Linked DNA regions of Homo sapiens: regions 1 and 3 are each linked to region 2. Evidence: chromatin contacts called from ENCODE Hi-C or POLR2A ChIA-PET data. All regions are on one chromosome and are shown on one strand. The core of a region is the stretch at or near the end of the contact, and the rest is flanking DNA. Distances in the headings are between cores, read along the strand shown. Region 1 overlaps FMNL2 (formin like 2). Region 2 holds the start of MMADHC-DT (MMADHC divergent transcript). Region 3 holds the start of FMNL2 (formin like 2).

Region 1 (3,800 bases), core at 1,215-3,714, 2.8 Mb before region 2:
TATTTTGATAACCCTGACTACATCCACCAGGTGCAGTATTGCATCATGGTTACAAATCCCAGCTTTGCCCCTAAGCAATATGACCCTGGGAAAATTATCTACTACTCCCAGCTACCATCTGAAAATGGTGACTGTAAGGATTAAATGGGGGAAAAACACATACAAAGTTCTCCATAAAGTATCAATGCCATCATCAGCTTCATCGTTAATCAGGGTCCGATTACTGCATAACTACTACTATGCCATGTCCTCTGTACCCAGAGTCACCATTAGCAGTCATGTTGGTGGCAACTCCATTTGATGTAACTCTCAACTATATCCCATATCAAATGGGAAACTTATCCACAAGACTGTGAAACTTCACCATGCCTTCTCCATGACCTCACTCACACTCCTTTCCTTAACTTCCCCCAGTCAGGGAAACTAACTCTCTGCTCCTGACCTCCTTTTTAAACTTCTGAAAAAAGCAGCAGGGGAGGGGCTCTCAAACTAGTTTTACCCACAGCAGAGACCATGATTTTATTACCTTTCTCCATATCCTCACCAAAAAAAACCATTGCTTATATAAAGAATTAATAAGTGGCGTCTTATCATCTTTATACTGAAGGCATTTTTGCCAGCTGCCATTTTTCTAATCCCTCACAGCAATTGAGAATTTTTTTTAAGCCTTGAATGTGGCAGTCGGATTTGAGCTAATCATTTGGAATTATACTGTCTTTATTTCTTTGGAGCATCTTTGAAGTATCTTGTTATATAAATGAAATATGGGGTGAGGAAGGAAAGGATGCACCTACGAACACTGCTTCGAAGGTTCTTGACTCATAACTTTAAAAGCCTGAGAAGAAATTTATGAAGCCAATTGCAAACCCTTCTTCCCTCTTAACCAGGAAACTTCTAGTTCTTTGTTGTTTTAAAGTATCTGCTAAGGATTGACTTTAGAAATCAATGCACTGCACAGCAAGCATTTCACCCATCCTGACAGAACTACAGATGGTCCCTGACTTACAATTTTCCAATTTTACAATGGTGCAAAAGCGATATATATTCAGTAGAAACCATAATTCCAGTACCCATACGACCATTCTGTTTTTTCAATTTCAGTACAGTATTCAATAAATTACATGAGATATTCAACACTTTATTATAATAGGCTTTGTGTTAGATGGTTTTGCCAACTATAGGCTAATGTCAGTGTTCTCAGCATGTTTAAGGTAGTCTAGGCTAGGATGTTTCATAGGGTAGCTATATTAAATGCATTTTTGACTTACAATATTGTCAATATTTTCAACTTACAATGGGTTTATCAGGGCAAAAAAAAACCCGTAAGTCTAGGAGCATCTGTATTTCAAGGAGAAACAAAATCTCACACACAATTCCTAAATTTCATTTAATCTCTGCTATAGCTTGGGAAAAACAGACAAGAGGGAAGAAAATGCTAAGCCAGCAGTTTGCCAGCAAATATGAAGCCCCAGATACTGTAATTTCAATTCTCACTCCCTGGAAGCTTTAAATGCATAAATGTTTTATAAACCAATTGACAAAGCTTACTCACTTGTCCTAAGAAACATAATACGACAAAGACACAGAAGAGAACATTAGGGCTACGATAAAGATACAAGGTAGAATTCATTGTGTTTAAAAGTGTTTTTTTTAAAAAAGTTCTTTGAAGATAAAAAGACCTAAGTGCTACATATGATTACTTATCACAACTACTCAATATCTATTATCCTACAGGCAGAATCCAAGGCTCTGTGTTAAGTAACTTTCAAATATGTACCTTATTCTGAGCTGGGAACAACACTAATCCACCTACCAGAGAAACTCTCCAACCCTGTTCTCTGCCACCTTCCAGCCCCCATATGTCACTCAGAAGGCAGAGTGACTTTTCCAACCCAAGTTACTTAAGCTAATTCTCGTCTTTCACAAACAGATCCTTCAGCAGCCCCCAGCCTACCTGCACAAAATGCTGGATACCTTGGAAGAGCTACAGGAACTGTTTCTTTCAGCTACTGAGTACCTACTGTGTGCCAGGTACTGCAGTGGTGATTGTTTTTTATTAGACACCACTATGATTAATTTGCTCAGCCTAGAAAATCCATTTCTCCCTGGAAGATGAAGAAAAGGGAAGACAAAGAGGTTTGCTTCTAATTAAGACGAAACCAACAAACAAGCCTGACCCAGGCCATGAAATTGTACTCTCATTGGTTTATGAACACCAGAAAGAGGGCTTGGTACAGCAGCAGCCAGAGCCAACAGACTCAATGGGGCAGATAAAAATTCAAAATTCAGCCAAAATGCTGAAAAGAGAAGAAACATAGGTTCCTCTTCGTTTAATGCACGAGCCACTCTGGCTACTAGGCCACAACTGAGCAGACAAAAAGATTTGGGGACTTTTCCAGTGAACCGAGAAATGTGAGCAGGAGGGGCAGGCATGAAGAGCTCCACCCACACCCCTGAAGGGAGGCGCTGTCAGGAGTCGGCAGAAAGGCAGACACTGACACACCGCATCGCCCAGGGCTGGAAGGGTTTCTCCCAAACGACTGTAAAAAAAGAAATGAAAAGGGAAACAAATAGCATCTGCTAATAGTAACTCCTCATATTCCATTGATGTTATGTTCACCCTATTACTAGAACTCCCTGAGGGTGGCAGGCATTTAGAGGAAATGACATTCTGAAGCTTCAGGGGGAAAGAAAAAAAAAACAAAAACAGAAAGTGAAAAATATTTTAGAGTTCTTTAAGATGTTAATTTAACATCAACATAAGTATAATGACAAACACTCATTAATTACCTTAAGCACTGTGCAAAGAGTTTTCAGATGCTCGGTTTCTAATCGTCCCAGCAACCCAGTATGGAAAATAATATTTTCCTGACTTTTTCAGGTGGGAAAACTGATGCTTAGAGAAGTTAATCTTTCCTCTCAAGATTACAAAGTGACAGAGCCAGGATGAAGTCTGGGTGACTCAGGAAGCTTTTTTCTTCTTTTCCAGTTCATCACATTCAATACCTTTAAATCATTTATAAAAATGTTTCAGTTATAGTCCTATGCCAGGCACCAGGAAGTAATGTGAGAAAATGAAAACAATAAACTTTTCTAAATCAGTAAGAACAAAATGTAAATGAAACGTCTTAGACTTAAAGTGGAACAGTACGTGGTGCCTGGAAGGTCATATGGTTAAATTCTAAATTTAACCATTCTCTCAGACTAAATTTGCTCATCTGTAAAATGGAGGTGATAATATCAAAAGCAATGACTCAACTCAGATAAAAGGTACACTTCCACACAAACATCATTTGTCAAAAATTATGCTACCATCATAACAATTCAAATCTAGGAGGAGAAAGTGTGGGCTGTAGAAGGAATTGAGACTACCATCTTGATGGAGCTATCAAATATCTTCAATCACATCATTTAAGTCACTCAAAAGGGGAAGAAGCCCATAACAAAATAATGGGCCTTAGCTCCCACACACCAGTCTCTTTCCTCCTCTTCCTCTGATTCTTTTCTCTACTGTTAACACCAATTGTAACCTAACAGAGTGCTAATGTCTGCTCAAGTTCAAGCTTACACTATAGCTCTCTCTCCCCACTCAAAATGCTACTGAACACAGTAGATAACTATCTCAGTTCCCTCTTTGACAAGAAAAACAACATGAATGTAAATTACATGGAACCCATATTCTATAATACTGGAATTAAAGAATAAGGATTTAACCACATTGCAGACATTCTCTACTACTGAAGGAAAAAAATGTGCAGCATACACTTATAGACATAGGGAATCATAACATTTCAGAGCCT
Region 2 (4,164 bases), core at 541-3,040:
ATCATTTTCCATTAAAAGTACCCTTGGCTTTTTGGGGAAGCAGCTGATTCTAGGATTGGGGCAGGGAATATACAAGATGAGCCTGGAGCAACTTATAGAAATTAAGAAAATGCTCAAGAAAAAAAATCAATAAACATAAAACGAGGAGGGTTTGTCAAAAAGACACAAATGCCAACTAAAGGAAATCTCAATAGCCAAAGCTGGAACCAATATGAACAACAAAATAAAGTAGTATTGGATTATAACCCAAAATGTAAAATAAATATCCATGAGTCCATACTGACATAAATGATTGAATACATAAATAAATGCAGTACAGACAAATCTCCCATGCAGAAGAATTCCAAATAATTCATGAAGATATTCTGTCCTCATAAAGGTGGAGTATAACAATTTCCCATTCCTATAGTTTGGGCTGCACAGAGAGATGTCCTTCCAAATAGTATAGTATGGAGAGGAAAAGAAAAACAGTAACTTCACAGTGGAGAAACCTGACAAACCCTACATAGGGAGGTGGAAGGGCTTACTAGATGAAACAAAGGGGATCTTTGTAGAACTATAAAACTTTTCTGTATGACACTGTAATAATGGTGATAAAGGTTAGCATCAACAGTAATAAGTCATGTTGATAGTATATACCCTTGATGTGATGTGATGAGAAGATCACTTTACCTTACCTCTTAACTCAAGAAAAACCCATAACCTCAGTTAATGCATGAGAAAAATACAGGCAAAACCCAATTGAAGGACATTTGACCAAATGACCAATAAGTCGCTTCAAAACTATTAAGGTTATCAAAAACAAGGAAAGTTTGAGAAACGGTCACGGTCCAGAGGAGCCTGGAAGACATGGTGATGTACTCCGGACAGGATCCTGGAATGGAAAAGAATACCAGGTCGAAAACTAAGGACATCTGGAATAAAATATGGGCTTATGGGCTTTAATCAATTTTTAAAAAAGTATTAGATACATGAAAATGATACACGATTTACAAATCAATCGCCTAATATTTATCGAGCATATTGAGAGCCTGGCACTGTGGTAGGGCTGGGGACACAGAAAGAGGTAAGTGCCCTATGCTCAAAAACAGCGATTCATGAAAAATAAACAACTATGACAAAAAGAACAGAAGACTGTATCTCCTGGAGGCAGTAAGGAAGGCTTAAGTTGGGAGGACTATCAAACGCATCAAGGAGTTACTGAAGATTAACTGACCCGCCTAACGCAGGTCGGAAGCCCTCCTATCCATCCACCCAAATCACCCCTGCCCCACCTTTTCTCCTCCCTTGCGTTTACCCAATGGCAGGTCGGCTCCACGTAGGCCTACTTTGCGCGTGCGCATCATCGTTTCGACGCGCTCGGAAGCAACTTCCTTTGCCTGCTCACCGCCAGCGTAGGTGCTACCACCGCTGCCGTCGCCGCCGCCATTTTGATGGCAGGAAGAGTCCGGTTCTGGGACAGCTGGAGACAGTGGTGGTGACTGGTACGGATGGTTTCCGCCCATGTTAGCCCCTCCAAATTTGCCCGTGTTAGGGTTACAGCCCTCGGTATTGCCCGTATTTTCACTGGGTCCCTGTCGTTGTCCCCAGCCATCCTGTCCGTCTGTCTTTAGTCTCTTTTCTGCTTCCTCATCTTTCCGATCAGCCTGAAGCTTTGCTTGGAGCTGTTGTTACGCAGCCCCAACTTCTGTTAAAGCAGCCGCTTCGATCCTCTGGACTGAATTTTGGCCACCCAGCCCCCATTCCCCTCCCGGATCTGGTCCGAGTTGTTTTTCCGCGGCTGTAAACCGGAAGGGCTCTGAGCTGCACTGCCGGCTCCGGGCTGGGGGATCTGTGCCTGGCATGGGGGCGAGTTCTGGCCTCCTTAGGGTACGGGGAGAGCTTGGACTTTGGTCCTGACGTGGTGGACGACACACCTTCGAAGAGTGGACGTTACCTCAGTTGTCTGTTGTTAGAGTTTAATCGATCACTCGTCTGTTTTGTTGTGTTCTTTCCCAGAAATAACTTTACCAAAGGAAAGCTATTTTGCGAACTATCTTCTCCAGCGGAGATGGCCAATGTGAGTAAATTATCTCTTAAGAATCAGCATAGTAAACTCGTTTGGGAATGTTAGGAATGAAAGAACGGGTTTAATTATGATGGCATTGGGTGGTATAGTGTTAGATATAATGTATCAAAAATGTCAAGGGAAGCAAGTGGTGTGAAATTATGTTATGCTTTGAAGATGGTAGCATTCTTTGCACTGCAAATACACTTATTTATACAATTTCATTTGTACAGATGTGGAAATTCAAGCACCCTTTCGGTATTTTTTAAATACAGCGTTTCAGTAAATATTAGAATCTATGTTTAGGCCCTTTTTTAGCTTTTGGGTTAGCTAAACTGAAGGGTTTTTTTAATCTTTTTTTCTTTTTTTTAAAACAGTTTCCATATTGGAAGTGACCTTCTAAATCCTACAAAATAAGAATAGGAGATACTCTCACACACCAGAGATATTTATTGACTGTAACTTTGCAGTGATTAGACACATCCTATCTATAGAATTCATATGTAGCGGTCATAAGACATATATAAAAACAGCTACAATTAAAGTATAAAGTAATAATTTTTTTTAGAACCTACACGAAGGTGCAATGCAGATTCAAGTCTTTGTGGAGAGGAGTTTGGGATCACTTCATGAGGGAAACATTTAACTTGAGGTTTGAAAGATAGGTGGGATTTGTATAGTCTAAAATATGAGCGGGAAGGACAGGAAGGTATATTCAAAGAACTCCCCAACCCGCCTACCCCTTTGAAAAACTGAAAAGTGACTGCTGCCTGCCAACCTGAATGTAAGCTGCATGAAAGAGATAAGTGGGAGATAAGGTTGAATTGTGAGGTTGGTACCAAGTAAATGAGAGCCTTGAATGCCGAACTCAGTAATTTAGACTTCATTCTTTAAATTGTGATTATTCACTTAGAGCTGTGTGCTAGGAAGATTTATATGGCAGCATTTAGCCAGGATGCTATTTCTGTAATTGAACATGGTATATTAAGTCTAAAGTGTGACTATAGAGACAAGTCATAAGAATAGATTACTAGTCTTGGCCAAGTTCTATGGTGAATTTTTGCCTGCCCATAACCTGCACAGAAAGAGAATGCTGTAAAAGAAGTATGTGGTACTTTCAAAGGAGAGAAATTAATTGAAGTAGAATAGAATGCTATTATTTGACCTGGTTTTATTTTGGTTTAAATGAATAAATTATAATAGTTCAGTAGGGAAGATCCTTTTATAAGTCTTTTGTTAGAAAGAAGTTCATATTAAAATAAATTTAAGTTTCAGTATCCAAATGTACGATAACAATTTTTGTGTTAATTTATATGGATTGTAAATTGTGGATGGATGTTACTAATGAAATATGCAGATAGTGTTTCATAACAAGGGGCAAGAATGTTCATGTTTCAGAGTCTAGACAGGTACATTAAGAAGCCTTCATGGGGACTGTGACAAAGCCTTTCTGAACAAAGGGGAGCAACCTTTCCTTAGCTACAGTGATTTGTTGCTAACTAATGCCATTTGGTTATGTGAATCCAATACTGCCAGATCTTCTGAGTTTTCAAGAAGAGCCAAATTTCTGGACCTTTTGTGTAAATATTGCGATTTCTCAATGTTTGTATTTAATTCAAATATCTTGCAACACTGTGGGATGCACAAAAATGTCTGGATAGATGTGGATGCACTACATAAACTACCAGTTTTTAGTTTTTGTACAGACCATATTTTTTCCTCACATGATCAAAAGCAGAACTTAGTCCTAAGGCAGTGCACAAAAGGCACTTTCTCTTTATATACTAATAAGGATTTTACAGTTAAAACATAATAGCATGTCATCTTCCCAAGTCTAGAAGTTTGAATTTAATCATATATAAAATAAATGCTTTTCCTCAAACTAGAATGAACTCTCTGCTGTAATTTTGACTTGCTTTTTGGCTATTATTTTTAATTATGTTCACCAGCTGAACCAGTCATAAAATCTGTCAAGTTGTCAGAAAATATTCCACTTCCACAATTACAATTACAGATTTGTTTTTCTTCTTTTTTTTCTTTTTTCTTTTTTTTTTTTTTGAGACGGAGTTTCACTCTTGTTTCCCAGGCCGGAGTGCAATGGCGGGATCTCTGCTCAC
Region 3 (3,739 bases), core at 903-3,402, 2.7 Mb before region 2:
AGGTAAGAACCATATGTCTAGTAGGAAGAGGGTTTTGAAGAAAAACGTTTGTCTCTGGAAAAGCAGGTCAAGTATGCACCCAGGCCGCCTTGAGAGTTATGCCTAGGCCGTTTCATTTCAGTGTCCCATCTTGCACAACGGTGGGAGCAGCTGTGGGAGATCACAGGAGATGCAAAGCAACACAAGCAACCTCATCTGTCTCCCCGACGGCCACACCAGAGTTTCCAGGTGGCGGGAGAGAGAGCTCAGTTCTCCCAAAGAGCACACAGCTAACCTGCCATCCAGAACATCACTTCCCATACCAAACCATTCCTTTTTCAAGGCCTGAAGGCAGGCAATTTGAACGTCCTGTAGCTGAGCACACCTCAGAAAACCGATTTTTGATCTAGAACTCGAGTCCTCTGCCAAAGTTCTAAGTTTTCATGAAAACAAAAGAAGAAAAGAAAACCCGCAGGCAGGCACAATCGTTGGCTGCCCGGATCACGAGTTTCCCTTGCTGCCTAGTCTTGTGGAGTTTAGAGGTAACCAACTAGGAAAAGAGAAGTGTCCAAGTGTCAGGAGTAGGAATGAGCCCAATCTCGCCTGTGTGTGTCCCTCCCAACATCCCTTAGAAGAGGCTGGGACACTAAAACTGGTAGTCTGGGGGACCAACAGCAGTCCAGATCCTGGCTGGGGCAAGCCGCCACACCCTCTGCAGCTCACAGCACAAGCCTCGGCTGGGAGGGGCCCAGACACTGTCCCAGCAGGAAAGGGAGAAAGAGGGGAGTTTTCAGAGTCCTGGATTTGAGGAGCTGGAAAGCTGGGAGAAGCGGAATGCAGGAGGGAGCGGGGGACCTGGCTGGGCGTGCAAGAGGAGGGGAGGGGTCGCCCGTGCAGTCAGGACAGCTCGCAACACGTCCCCGCAAAACTCCACATTTTTGTGGTTTAAGATTTAAGTCTAGAGGGAACGCGCTGAGGTTCTCCCCGGCCTGGGTTTCAGATGCCCCTGCTCCTCGCCAAGGGCCGGGGCGCCGCACTGCTGTGGGTCTCCGCTTTCCCTTTCGGGGAAGCTCCCCTTGGCCAAGCCGCGACGTGAGCCCTCCAAGTTCGCCTCCGCTCACCGCCCGGCGCGGCGCCCGCGGCCGGCCACATGCGCCCCATCTGCCGGGGACTTCGCAGGTCCCGGGCTGGCCGCCCGAGGGATGGTCCGCAGGGGCTCAGGGTGTTTTGTTTTGTTTTGTTTTGTTTTGTTTTTTTTAAAAAAAAAGCCTAAGCGGCTCGCCACCTCCTCCTCCCAGCCCGCGCCACCTTCTCTTCACGCCCACGCCGCACCTCCCGGGCACACGCGCCGTGAGGTGCCTCTCCAGCCAGACAATGGGTTCGAGGCTGGTTGGGCAGCCGGCCCTGAGCCCCCATCCCCATCCCGGGACCCCGAGAGACTGAGCGCGGGGGACTGCCAGGGGGGTGAAGAGGAGTGCTGGGGGGCCACAAAGGGGAAAGCGGGAGCCTCCCCCTCGGGAATGGAGGCTCGCTCCCGGCACGGGGTGAAGGGGAGGGGCGGGGGTCAGCTGCGCCGCCCGGCCCGGGGCCCCGGGTCCCCGCGCCCGACCGCCGCCGCGCACTTACCAGCACGATGGCAAATCGCTCCTCCAGTTCACCTGGCTCTGGCATCGGCAGCTTCAAAGGCACGTTGTGCGCCCTGAAATCGGTCTGCTGCGAATCCATGCTCCCTGCGTTGCCCATGTCGGCGGCGCGCCGGGGCCGGGGGCTGCTCCGGGCCCCTAGCGTGCGCGTCGGAAATCAGAACAGCTCCCGGCGGTCGGCTGCCGCCCGCAGGCGCGACCTGCCCGGCTCCCCGCCCTCCGCCGCGCCCAGGCGGGTGTGCGGCGCGCACCGCTCCCTAGCAGCGCTCCAAGCCGAGCCGCCCCCCGGCCTCCCTCATGCTCTCCGCCGCCCCAGCGCGGCCCCGGCCTCTTTTCCTCGGGAGGGGTAGTTGGGGCGCTGGGCGCCTATGTGCATGGTGCTCCGCTGGCACACCGCCCCCTGCCAGAGATCGCGGCCCCCGGCGCGTGGTCCCTCCTACTCGGCCTTCTGCCGGGCCCGCGGCCGCCGCTGACACTTCCAGCCCTAGCCGGCCACGGCTGCGCCTGCCTGGCTAGCACCTGGAGCAGACAAATGCAGCTCCGCGCTCCCCTACACAATGCCACCTCTCGCCCGGCGCCCGGCCCCCGCCCCCGGCCCGGCTCCGCCCACTCGCCCCGCGGACTGCCGGGACGCGTAGTTTCTCTCCAAAGTGTCCGCGCGCAGAAACCACGCCTGCTCTAGAGCGCCAGGCCGGGTTGGGACCATTTGCAGCAAAGGCGATCCGTAGTCTCTGGAGATAGCATATTGTCACTTTTGACCCTCCTCACCCCAACAGTGGAATACTTACATCGTGTATATCATGTTGACACTTGGTAGGCGGGTCTGACCATGACGGAATCGAATCAATGAATGAAGGAATGCATGCCTTCTGATTAAAATTCAGAAAATCGTTGCTGTTTTTAAAAGATCTAGTTCAGTAAGGAACTTCGAAAGCACTGGCAAAGTTCTGTTTCATAAACGGGGGGGTGGGTCCATGGGTGCTTGTTTATCGTTCTTTCTTCCATATATATGTTCTTTGGTGTGATTGAAATGTTTTATAAACAGATGTATAATTTATGGGTATATATAGTCAGACCCTAGGAGCTAGGTAAGGATTCAATTCAATTTAAAAAAAAAACCTGTCAAACACCTATTATGTATGGGATATTGTGTTCCTTGGTGGGAGAAAAAAGAGATTTGCCCTGCGCTGGAATACTTGCCAATCTAGTGAAGGAAAAAATGTACACACCCATATTTCATGTGAGATGGATATAATGATAGAGTGTTCTGGGAGACTTTGGGATGATCTTTGGCTGCAGCTCTCTTATTCCTTCACAGCAGTCTTGAGCAAGGTGTCTTACAGAAAAGATTGGACCTGACTCTGTCCTCTGGGGTGTATTTCAGACTATAACTACCCGTTCTGAAACCTCGGAAATAGAAATAGCCTTATAAGAGACTTTAGCCAACTGCTCATGTGAATGTTAAGGGCATACATCTGGTTGACTTGTGGCTGAACTTCTGCAGTTAGTCCTTTCTTAGTTTAAAGCAGTGTTTCTTAATCCTAGATGTGTATCAGATTCGCTTGGGAAGCTTTTTGTTAAAACTACACACACCTTGGGCTCTGCGTATTATCAGAATCTCCCTAAGCTGAGAGCCGAAGCCTGGGCCGGTGTATTTTCAACAAGCTCCCCAGGTGATTTTGATATGCAGGTAAGGTTGTTATCCTTTTAGTAAATAGCAAGTGTTTCTGGACAAGGTAGTACACCAAGATTCAATCAAGGACATTTCATTCATCTTTATAAACTTCAAGATACTTTAAACATAGTAGACGCCCAAGAACTATTTGTGGAATTGACAAGTGACTTTTTCCAAAAGCATATGACACAAATACACACAAATACATCATGTATGTTCTATTAAACCACTTCTAGTCTTTAAAGAATGGAGACAGTATAAATAAATTCAACTTAAAATTCTGAATAACTGTAACCTGTATTTCTAAAGCAGTGTTGTATCAAAGTTAATAGCAAATGTGTTACTGATCTGAGAGAAAAGCAGGGCGGTTTAGATACACACACACTCCAAACTAATGAAAATGAGAGAGAAAGAAAGCAGTTCGGACCAGGTGAAACATTTC

The links. A loop is a pair of places that touch in the nucleus more often than their neighbours do. ChIA-PET counts read pairs that join two places held with the same protein, here RNA polymerase II (POLR2A). Pooled maps may share reads with other maps.
Region 1: a map of naive thymus-derived CD4-positive, alpha-beta T cell shows a loop between it and region 2 (16-fold over the local background). The contact joins the enhancer-like site here to the promoter of MMADHC-DT in region 2. A Hi-C loop is called at or near these places in 1 of 168 maps with a recorded cell type or tissue (naive thymus-derived CD4-positive, alpha-beta T cell) and 3 of 50 pooled maps. POLR2A ChIA-PET finds 5 or more read pairs at or near these places in 1 of 52 experiments (activated CD4-positive, alpha-beta T cell).
Region 3: a loop to region 2 is called in a map of naive thymus-derived CD4-positive, alpha-beta T cell, with 7 times the contacts of the local background. The contact joins the promoter of FMNL2 here to the promoter of MMADHC-DT in region 2. A Hi-C loop is called at or near these places in 1 of 168 maps with a recorded cell type or tissue (naive thymus-derived CD4-positive, alpha-beta T cell), 1 of 37 single-sample maps with no recorded cell type and 7 of 50 pooled maps.

The regions. Positions count from the first base shown.
Region 1 is chr2:152,406,100-152,409,899 of GRCh38, reverse strand. The region is part of intron 1 of FMNL2 (formin like 2); the gene reads right to left. Among named protein-coding and RNA genes, the nearest start is that of FMNL2, 73 kb to the right of the region's middle. Within about 2 kb of position 2,464, at least 21 of the 41 ENCODE cell types and tissues checked have a DNase peak (open chromatin) inside an H3K27ac peak, as active enhancers do.
Region 2 is chr2:149,584,984-149,589,147 of GRCh38, reverse strand. MMADHC-DT (MMADHC divergent transcript) reads right to left here and starts at 1,790. Exons shown (of 3, transcript NR_110240.1): 1 at 1,298-1,790. MMADHC (metabolism of cobalamin associated D) reads left to right here and starts at 1,373. Exons shown (of 8, transcript NM_015702.3): 1 at 1,373-1,484; 2 at 1,999-2,059. The coding sequence starts at 2,051. RefSeq lists enhancers at 1,327-1,646, 963-2,162.
Region 3 is chr2:152,333,587-152,337,325 of GRCh38, reverse strand. It overlaps FMNL2 (formin like 2), which reads right to left and starts at 2,152. Exons shown (of 26, transcript NM_052905.4): 1 at 1,606-2,152. The coding sequence starts at 1,722. RefSeq lists silencers at 1,093-1,192, 1,703-2,352.